2 separate regions of the Homo sapiens genome follow, and region 1 is linked to region 2. Evidence: read pairs that join two places in POLR2A ChIA-PET (ENCODE). Cell type or tissue: PC-9. All regions are shown on one strand.

Region 1 (5,000 bases), 210 kb before region 2:
ACCTAAGTTTAATATTTAAAAAATGCATTCATCTGGCCGGGTAAAGTGGCTCAGCTGCAGTCAGGAGTTCAAGACCACCAGCCTGGCCAACATGATGGAACCCCGTCTCTACTAAAAATTAGCCGGGCGTGGTGGTGGGCACCTGTAATCCCAGCTACTGGGGAGGCTGAGGTTGCAGCGAACCGAGACTGCACCATGGCACTCCAGCCTGGGTGACAAGAGCGAAACTCTGTCTCAAAAACAACAACAAAACCGTTCATCCACACATTCTTTTACATTCACTGAAACCTACAAACATCAGGTCTGCAATGACAACAGTAAAGCAGTCTATGTATAGTAGCAATTTTGTTTTGCTTTTTGAGACCGAGTTTCAGTCTTGTCCCCCAGGCTGGAGTGCAATGGCACAATCTCAGCTCACTACAACCTCCACCTCCCAGGTTCAAGTGATTCTCTTGCCTCATCCTGAGTAGCTGTGATTACAGGTGCGTGCCCTCACACCAGGCTCATTTTGTATTTTTAGTAGAGACAGGGTTGCACCATGTTGGCCAGACTGGTCTCGAACTCCTGGCCTCAGGTAACCCACCTGCCTTGGCCTCCCAAAGTGCGGGATTATAGGTGTGAGCCACCATGCCCAGCCAGTAATTTTTAAAATTATTTTTTGTTTGGGGTTTTTTGGAGACAGGGTCCCCCTGTCACCCAGGCTCAGACCAGTGTGATCATGGCTGACTGCAGCCTTGACTTCCCAGGCTCAGGCTGATCTTCCTGCCTCAGCCTACTGAATAGCTGGGACTACAGGTATGTGCCATTATGCCCAGCTAATTACAAAAATTTTTTTTGTAGAGATGTGGTCTCACTGTGTACCCAGGCTGGTCTCAAACTTGAGGTCAAGCAATCCTCCCACTTTTGGCTCCCAGAGTGCTGGGAGGCATGGGTCACCATGCCTGGCCTAAGATGGTTTTTTAATTTAAAAGTAGATTATGAAAAATTTGGAAGTTGCCCACAAGCCCTGTATCCAATCATAAATCTTAGTGTGTCTTCCACCCTTTCCCAGGCAGCTCTACCACGACCTTACCTACAGTGCACACACAATGGCTCTTTCAGTTGTCAAGCGAGCTTTGAGGTGTGCCTGGAGCTTTGATTTTGCTTGGTCTCCAGAGCTTGATGGGGCACAGGCAGGATCAGGTGACAGCCCCTCCTCTTCAGAGCTGGGCTGCTCCAGTCTGGCTAGTGATTGTTCCCACTCCTTAGACTGCAGTAGCGGCCTCACTAGGAATCTCCTCCTGACCCTGGATGGATTAGCAGGCAGCTGATGCCCCTTTGGAATAAGGATCTCTACTAAGGGTCTGTCAGCATCCTGTGCGTCACTTCTTCAGACTCTGTTCTTTGTAGTAGTTGCCTTTTTGAGTCTATTTGTTATGGCTGCCAAAAGACCTCCCAAGGCAGATGGCCTGAGATTCTCTGTAGTTTGGAAGTCGCTTGGCCCTTTTGCTGTGCAAACCTCTGACTGGTGTCTGTTCTGTACGCAGAGTGTATGTGCACCTGGTGGGTGGCTGAAAATGTGCTGGCAACTTTGTAATGTGTGCCTGAAAATTCTGAGTCTTAGTAAGTTTCTTTCCTGGTTCCTTGGATTTATGAACAAGTACAATGTAAACACCGTTCAAGGCTGAATCAAACTTCAGCTAAGAAAACTGGAAATGCTCAGAACTTCTGCAGCCCAGGGGCCACATTATTTTTGGCCCAGCGAGGCCCATAGCTCCCGGGGTGATGATGCTCAGCCCCATGGGCCCTAATTACCACAGCTCATCTTTTTTCTGCCACCTCTTGCACAAAAGTAAAGCTGTTAATTTCACATCTTTAAAATGTGGTCCCTTCCAATTTTTGTGGTCATGAAGCTTTAGACCACTGTTCTCAAACCTGATCTTCACAATTTTTGCTACCGTCTATGTCTTACTTACTTTTACTTAGCTTTATCCTAAGTCATGGCTCACCAAATTGAACATGCATCCCATCACCTGGATGGGTTGTTAAAAGGTTGCTGGGTCTCATTCCCAGAGTTTTTGATGAAGTAGTTTCTACTAAGCACTTAGGTGCTAAGTGATGTTGACGGTACTTTAAGAACCACTGTCCTAAGCAATATCACCCATGAATTCCTAGTGACTTTTTTCTAGTACAAAATATACAGCCATAAATGACTGCGGTTCCTCTGACAGCACTCCAAATCTTGTGAATCCTGGTGGGAACTGCTGCCTCAGGGGAAGTGCAGGGTGACTTTGGCCTGATGTGCCTCAGCTGGCTCTGGAGCACCTCTGGCCCATCCCGTGGCCAAATCCATCCTTTAGTTTCCTAAGCACTCAGTTCCTAAGCACAGTGGGGAGGGCCAGGTGTTCCCATGGCTGGGGTTTGGAAGGGCCAACCTGTGGCAGTTGGCTTAGGTTGCTGCTTCCTCCTGACTGGCCAGGATGCTGTGCAGGCACCACTTTAGAGACGTCTTCCCTGGTTCCCGCCTGAGATCGATAAACATGGCAGAGGAGGCTCTTTGTGTGGGGCTGCCTCCACCTGGACATCAAACCTGTGGCAGGGGTTGCCTGGCCTTTCCAGGACACCAAGACTTCCTCTGTCTTGGATGGGGAGGACCTGGCGAGTGCCAAGCTTCTCCTCCCCGTGCCCTGCTGGACCCACTTAAGAGGGACTCGGGATCTGTCTTCTCTGCTATTTGCTGCAGAAGCACAGGTTGCTGGGAGCAGCGATCCTTTTCCCCTCTGGATCCAAAAGCGTTGCCTCTAACTGCTTACAAGGCGTTATCTTTCCAGTCCAAGGTGAATAAACCTGTTCTCGTTTTGCTTCTCACTTCTCCAAGAGGTCTCCTTTTCCATGAGGTCTGAGAAAACAGTCTTGGGACTTACCTATTGTGGCTCTTTCTTGACATGAACACTGCGTCTATGTTGCCAGATTTTTATCTCACACCATCCCATGTGTAAGGGAAAAAACCCAGAAATCGGCACAACTTCATAGTTTGTCTCCCTTCCCCAACCACACAGTGAGCTGCTTTACCAGACACCTTCCTAGAATGGAGGGGCTGGAGGAACTGACCATCAGCCCACAGCAGTTCCTTATTATCAGGGGTTCTTAGCTCATTCAGAGAAACCAAAGGAAAATGCCTCTAAATTATTTTCAAAGGGTCCATGAAACTCCTTTGCCCTATCAAAGAGCAGTCCTACTAAGAATACCTCAGGGTAGACCCTAAGGATGAGCCCTGCCTTGCAGTCACAAAGCTCAGCCACCATGTTTCTCAGACAAGGAGTAAGAGCAAGGACCAAGCAGGAGGAGGTTTGCAGAGCAAATGCTTAGGGTTTACGAAATGGAATAAACGGTCATGTCCAGCAGGCTGGATACAGGATTGTGCCTAGGGATTGGTGCGGGGGATGCTCCTATGAATAGGGACCCAAGAATTGTCACAACCAAAAAACACCCATAGTGTATATTTTAAAAACTTATTAGCAAAATGCCTTGTGATCATGCCCTTATTAGCTGATTAGCTGTTTCTAACTTTTGCCAAACCATGGCATAAGTGGCTAAGCCAGAATGCTCTGGAAACCAGACTGCCAGGGTTTCAATCCCGGCTTTATCCAGCTGTGTGATTCGGTAAGTTTCTGTACTCAGGAATAAGAGTGTGAACCTGTTTGATTCTCAAAGACTGCATGAATAGTATTTAGGCACAGTTTTGGGGTGGGGGTCATTGAGGGGAAAGGAAAAGTAGAGTAGAAAAATGAACTACTTTAGAACAACAAGGCTAACAGGCAAAAGCAATGAATCAAGAAAAAAAAAATCATGTGGTATTCTAGGCTGAGCACACGTTTATCTCCCACAATGAGAATCCATTAATGACAGCAAAGAGGAGAGGGAGGTCAGCAGTAGGGAGTTTCTGACACAGCAAAGTGGATACACATGAATCCTGAAAGGTGACCTCGCAAAGTGGAAGCCAGGGCCCTGAACACCAGCAAGACAGGCCAGTGGGGATAGGAGCTCATCTGCCCCCTGGAACACTGGAATGGAGAGGCTCCAATGGGGAACCCTAGCAGCCTACCTCAAGAACTGTTGTGGCCCACAAGAGCCAGGGCTGTAAAAAGAAATCCAGGGGCAGAGTGGAAGGCACGCCATGTAATACCCAGGATGAAAAAGAAAGCTAATAAAAGTCCAGAAAAACCACCATGAGAAAGTCAGGATCCAAACAGAACACAAGCTAAAATGGGGAGTACCTTTGAGCAACTGATGAAATATGAGGAGCAAACTCCATTCCATTTGACCTTAACCTTACGAACATTCATTCTCTCTTGAGGGATGCAGAAGTCAAGACATGAGGAGAGGGAAATGTAATCTTTGCACACTGCTTGACACAGCATTAAGCCCAGTTCACACTGTCATAACAAGTGTTTATCAGCTTCACCTTTTAAAAGGGAACTACAGATAATGCACAGAAAACAACTGGAAATATCTCCTTCAACAATGTGAAAGTGAAAGCAGAACCCAGCAATTAGCAAGCCTGAGAGGCAGAGGGTAGGGACACATCTTCGTTGTCAACGCTGAGGATTCAAGAGACATTGACAAAGATGATTAAATATTTTTAAAAAACAAAATGCTATTACAGATGCTCCTCAACTTACGATGGGGTCACATCCTGATAAACTCACCATAAACTGAAAATATCATAAGTTAAAATGCATTTTAATACACTTAACCGACCCACCATCCTAGCTCAGTCTAGCCTACTTCAAACATGCTCAGAACGCTTACATTCACCTACAGCTGGGCAAAATCACCTAACACAAAACCAATTTAATAATGAAGAGTTGAGGCCATGTGTGGTAGCTCAAGCCAGTAATCCCAGCACTTTGTGAGACCCAGGTAGGCAGTTCACTTGAGGCCAGGAGTTCGAGACCAGCCTGGCCAACATGGTGAAACCCCCGTCTCTACTAAAAAATACAAAAAATTAGCTCGGCATG
Region 2 (5,000 bases):
CTTTCCCCTTGCCTTTTGCTCTTTTTGGAGGCTGGCAAGATAAAGCCTCCACTTTCCCAAAGGTGCTTGAAGCTGGGAATGACCAGCGAGTTTGGGCTAATGAGCTGGAGGCAGAGTTGCTGAGTGGGGCCATCAGAAAAGCTTCTGGAAGGTTCACACTCCCCTGGCTGCCTCCTGGGCTTTCAGCCCTTTAGAGCTGTCCATCCTCTGGCCACAGTGATTGGGAATAGACACATGACCCAAATTGTTCCCTTGAGACTTGAAATCCTGCAGGAATAATGGGAAAAGGGGAAAGAGCTGCAATTGCCATGCTTGGGGAGTTAGCCTGTGAGTGAGGTTAACCCAGAGGAAAACACAGCCAAGGCATGGAAAGAATGAGTTCTGATGGTATTGAGCTCCTGGATTTAGCCATGCCTGAAGCTATCCCAGTCCCAGATTTTTTCAGGTCTATTAGCCAACAAGTCCTTTTTTTTTTGGCTTAGTTTGTGTTAATTCAGTTAACAGATATGTGTCAGTTACTGTTTTAGGTGCTGGGGCTACTCCAGGGAGCAAGTCCTCATCTCTTCCTTGCATTCCAGTGCAGGCAGACAGACAGTGAACAGGACAATATGTAACATGTACAGCATGGTAGATGGAGATGAGTGCTCTAGAGAAAAATAAAGCAGAGAATGGGGTAAGGGCAGGGCACGGTGGCTCACACCTGTAATCCCAGCACTTTGGGAGGTTGAGGCAGGCAGATCACATGAGGCCAGTAGTTTGAGACCAGCCTGGCCAACATGGCAAAACCCAGTCTCTCTACTAAAAATACAAAAATTAGCTAAGCATGGTGGTGTGTGCCTGTAGTCCCAGTTACTCAGGCGGGTGAGGCACGAAAATTGCCTGAACTCGGGAGGTAGAGGTTGCAGGGAGCCCAGATTGCTCCACTGCACTCCAACCTGGGAAACAGAGCAAGACTTTGTTTCCAAAAAAAAAGAAAGAAAAAGAAAGAGGTAGGAAGTGTTGGGGGGATAATGTTAAGTAGGTTTGCAAGGAAAGTCTCACTGAGAAAAAAATGGAAGGAGGTAAAGGAAGTTGGTGTGGGAAGAGCATTTCAGCAGAAGGAACAGAAAGTCTAAGAGCCATGCAGTGAGAGTGTGACTGGAGTTTTGAAGAAATAGCCATGAGGCTGGTATGGCTGGAATAGAGGGAACCAGGGTGAGAGTGGGAGGAGGTGAAGGCAGAGAGGCAATGGGGAGGAGACATGTCCTATAGGACCCCGTGGGCCATTGTGGGGACTATGGCTGCTCTCTGGGTGAGCTGGGAGCCGTGGAAGGCTCTGAGTAAAGAAAGCCCTGACCTGACGTTGGGTGCTAACAGGATCCTTCAGGCAATGTGGGAGAATAGACTGTCGGGGCAGGGATGGGACACAGACACCAGGGAGAAGGTGATTGCTAGAGTCCAGGTGAGACATGTGATGACCTGGCCCTGCGGTAGGGCAGAGGTGGATGAGGTGAAGGGTGATTGGCTCTTGGGTACATTTTTGTTTTTAAGCTACAGGATCTCTGTTGCCCAGGCTGGTGTACTATAGTGTGATCATAGTTCACTGCAACCTCGAACTCCTGGGTTCAAGTGATCCTCCCATCTCAGCTTCCCAAGTAGCTGGGACTACAGGCATGCACTACCATGCCTAATTTTTTTTTTTTTTTGAGACAGAGTCTCACCCTTGTCATCCAGGCTGGAGTGCAATGGCACAATCTTGGCTCGCTGCAACCTCTGCCTCCCCAGTTCAAGTGATTCTCCTGCCTCAGCCTCCCAAGTAGCTGGGATTACAGGTTCCCGCCACCACGCCTGGCTAATTTTTGTATTTTTAGTAGAGATGGGGTTTCACCATGTTGGCCAGGCTTGTCTTGAACTCCCAACTTCAAGTGATCCGCCCGCCTTGGCCTCCCAAAATGCTAGGATTACAGGTGTGAGCCACCCTGCCCAGCCTGGCTAATTAAAAAAATTTTTTTGTAGTGATGAGGTCTACTATGTTGCCCAGGCTGGTTTCCAGCTCCTGGCCTCGGGGGATTCTCCGGCCTCGGCCTTCCAAAGTGCTGAGATTATAGGCATGAGTCGCCATGCCTGGCTGTTTTGTGTGTGTGTGTGTGTGTGTGTACACGTGTGTGTGTTTGTTGTTGTTAAGAGCCAGAGTCTCACTCTGTTGCTCAGGCTGGAGTGTAGTGGCACAGTCATGGTTCACTGCAGCCTCGAACTCCTGGGCTCAAGCGATCCTCGGATCCTGGGTACATTTTGAAGGCAGAGCCAGCAGGATTTGCTGATGGATTGGAGGTAGAGTGTGGGAAAAAAAGAGGAATCCAGGATGATTCCAAGGTTTTGGCCAGCACAATGGGAAAAATGAAGGTGCCGTTTACTGAGATGGGGAGCCTGTGGGAGGAACAGATTTGTGGGCATGATCCCAGTCTCCACTCTGGACCGGTGGGGATGTCAGGTGGCAGTTGGATGTACAAGGGGAGCCTGAAGTTCAGTGAAGAGGCAGAGATACAAATTTGGAGTCATCCGCATATACAGAGATTTTCAAAGTCAGAGCCCAAATGGGATCCCTAGGGAGTAGGTGTGGGTAGAATAGAGAACAGGGCCTGTCTGGGATCCCCTGGGGCACGTCACATCTGGCAGGTGGAGAGGAAGAGAGAGAGCCAGGAAAGGAAGCTAAGAAGTAGCGGACACAGCAGGAGGAAGCCAAATGTGTCCTGGAAGCTAAGAAAGAAAATTGTTTCAGGAGGGAAGAAGTTAAATTTACCATGGGATTCACTAATTTCACTCCTAGGTGAGAAAATCTGTGTCCGTGCAAAGGTCCTCTGTGAATGTTCATAGTAGCATTATTCACAGTGACCAAAAAGTGGAGAGAGCTCACATGTCCATCAGTGGATAAATGCATAAACAAATGTGGTCTATCCCTACAATGGAATATGATTCAGACATAAAGGAATGAAGTATGACACATGCTACAACCTGGGTGAGTCTCAAAAACATAATGGTGCATGAAAGAAGCTAGACTCAAAGGACAAATATTACATGATTCTACTTTTTGAAATATCTAGAATCTGCACATTCATTGAGACAGAAAATAGATTAGAGGTTACCAGGGTCTGGAGGGGGTGGGGTGGAAAGAATTGGGAGTGAATGCAGAATTTCTTTCTTTTTTTTTTTTTTCTTTCTTTCTTTCTTTCCTTTCTTTCTTTCTTTCTTTCTTTCTTTCTTTCTTTCTTTCTTTCTTTCCTTTCTTTCTTTCCTTTCTTTCTTTCTTTCTTTCTTTCTTTCTTTCTTTCTTTCTTTCTTTCTTTCTTTCTTTCTTTCTTTCTTTCCTTCTTTCTTTCTTTCTTTCTTTCTTCACGGAGTCTCACTCTGTCACCAGGCTGGAGTGCAGTGGCATGATCTTGGCTCACTGCAACCTCCACCTCCCAGATTCAAGCGATTCTCTTGCCTCAGCCTCCTGAGTAGCTGGGATTACAGGTGCCCGCCACCACACCTGGCTAATTATTGTCTTTTTAGTAGAGACAGGGTTTCACCATGTTGGCCAGGCTGGTCTTGAACTCCTGACCTCAGGTGATCTGCCACCTAGGCCTCCCAAAATGCTGGGATTACAGGTGTGAGCCACCATGCTTGGCCTCCTTTTTTTTTTTTTTTCTTTTGGAGACAGTGCTTCACTCTGTCTCCCAAGCTGGAGTGTGGTGGCATGAGCATAGCTCACTGCAGCCTCGAACTCCTGGGCTCAAGTCATCCTCCTGCTCTAGCCTCCTGAGTAGCTGGGACTACGGGTGCACACTACAATGTCTGGCTAATTTTTCAATTCTTTGTAGAAATGGAGTCTTGCTATGTTGCCCAAGCTAATCTCAAACTCCTGGACTCAAGTGATCCTCCTGCATTGGCCTCCCGAGTAGCTGGGATTACAGGTGTGAGCCACTGTGCTTGGCTTGGATGCAAATTTTCAATTTGAGGAGACAAAAAAGTTTTGGAGGTGGATGTTGGTGACAGTTGTAAAACAGTGCAAATGTACTTAATGCTTCAGAACTGTACCCTTTTTTAAAGTTATTTATCAGATAATTTTTTATATACCTTAAGTTATAGGGTACATGTGCACAACATGCAGGTTTGTTACATATGTATACATGTGCCATGTTGGTTTGCTGCACCCATTAACTCGTCATTTACATTAAGTATTTCTCCTAATGCTATCCCTCCCCCATCCCCCCACCCCACAACAGGCCCCGGTGTGTGATGTTCCCCGCCCTGTGTCCAACTCTTCTCATTGGAACTGTACCCTTAATACCACTGGTTAAAATGGTCAATTTTATGTTATGTATATTTTACCAAACTTTTTGAAAAAGGAGAGAGAGAGCAACTGTGTCACATGCTGCTGAGGGGTCCAGGATGGATGAGGACTTTGAAGTGACCCTGGGATAGAGCCACATGCAGGGCGGGGGTGAGTAAGAAGAGAGAAATTTGAGATATAGACTCTTTGAGTTTTGCTGCAAAGAGAAGGAAAGAGATGGAGTTATAGCTGGAGATGAGGTCAAGAGACATTTTTTCACATAAAGATGAGAGAAAGGCTGGGCGCGGTGGCTAAGGTCTGTAATCCCAGCACTTTGGGGGACCAAGATGGGTGGATCACTTGAGGCCAGGAGTTCGAGACCAGCCTGGGCAACATGGCGAAACCCCATCTCTACTAAAAATATAAAAATTAGCCAGGCATGGTGGTACATACACGTAATCCCAGCTACTGGGGAGGCTGGGGCAGGAGAATCACTTGAACCCAGGAATCAGAGGTTGCAGTGAGTCAAGATTGTGCCACTGCACTCCAGCCTGGGCAACAGAGCAAGACTCTGTCTCAAAAAAGAAAAAAGAAAAAAAAGATGAGAGAAATGAGGGGCAAGATCCAGTAGTTAACCCCTCATGGTCCAAGCTGCCTGCTCTGCCAGCTGTCATCTTATGCACATTTCAGGTACCAGGGAAGCCGAAGG

The links. Peaks named below come from ENCODE experiments on the same cell type or tissue, not always from the same donor. Only the 100,000 strongest peaks of a DNase experiment are listed, where the experiment ranks them.
Region 1: POLR2A ChIA-PET joins it to region 2 with 9 read pairs; 2 of 35 experiments call an interaction of 5 or more read pairs at or near these places.

What each region holds. Positions count from the first base shown.
Region 1 is chr20:49,100,651-49,105,650 of GRCh38, reverse strand. No RefSeq gene overlaps it. Among named protein-coding and RNA genes, the nearest start is that of CSE1L, 57 kb to the right of the region's middle. In PC-9, no CTCF peak of the experiment used is centred here; no DNase peak of the experiment used is centred here.
Region 2 is chr20:48,895,483-48,900,482 of GRCh38, reverse strand. No RefSeq gene overlaps it. Among named protein-coding and RNA genes, the nearest start is that of ARFGEF2, 24 kb to the left of the region's middle. In PC-9, no CTCF peak of the experiment used is centred here; DNase peaks (open chromatin) are centred at 2,092 and 2,972; H3K27ac peaks cover 2,195 bases.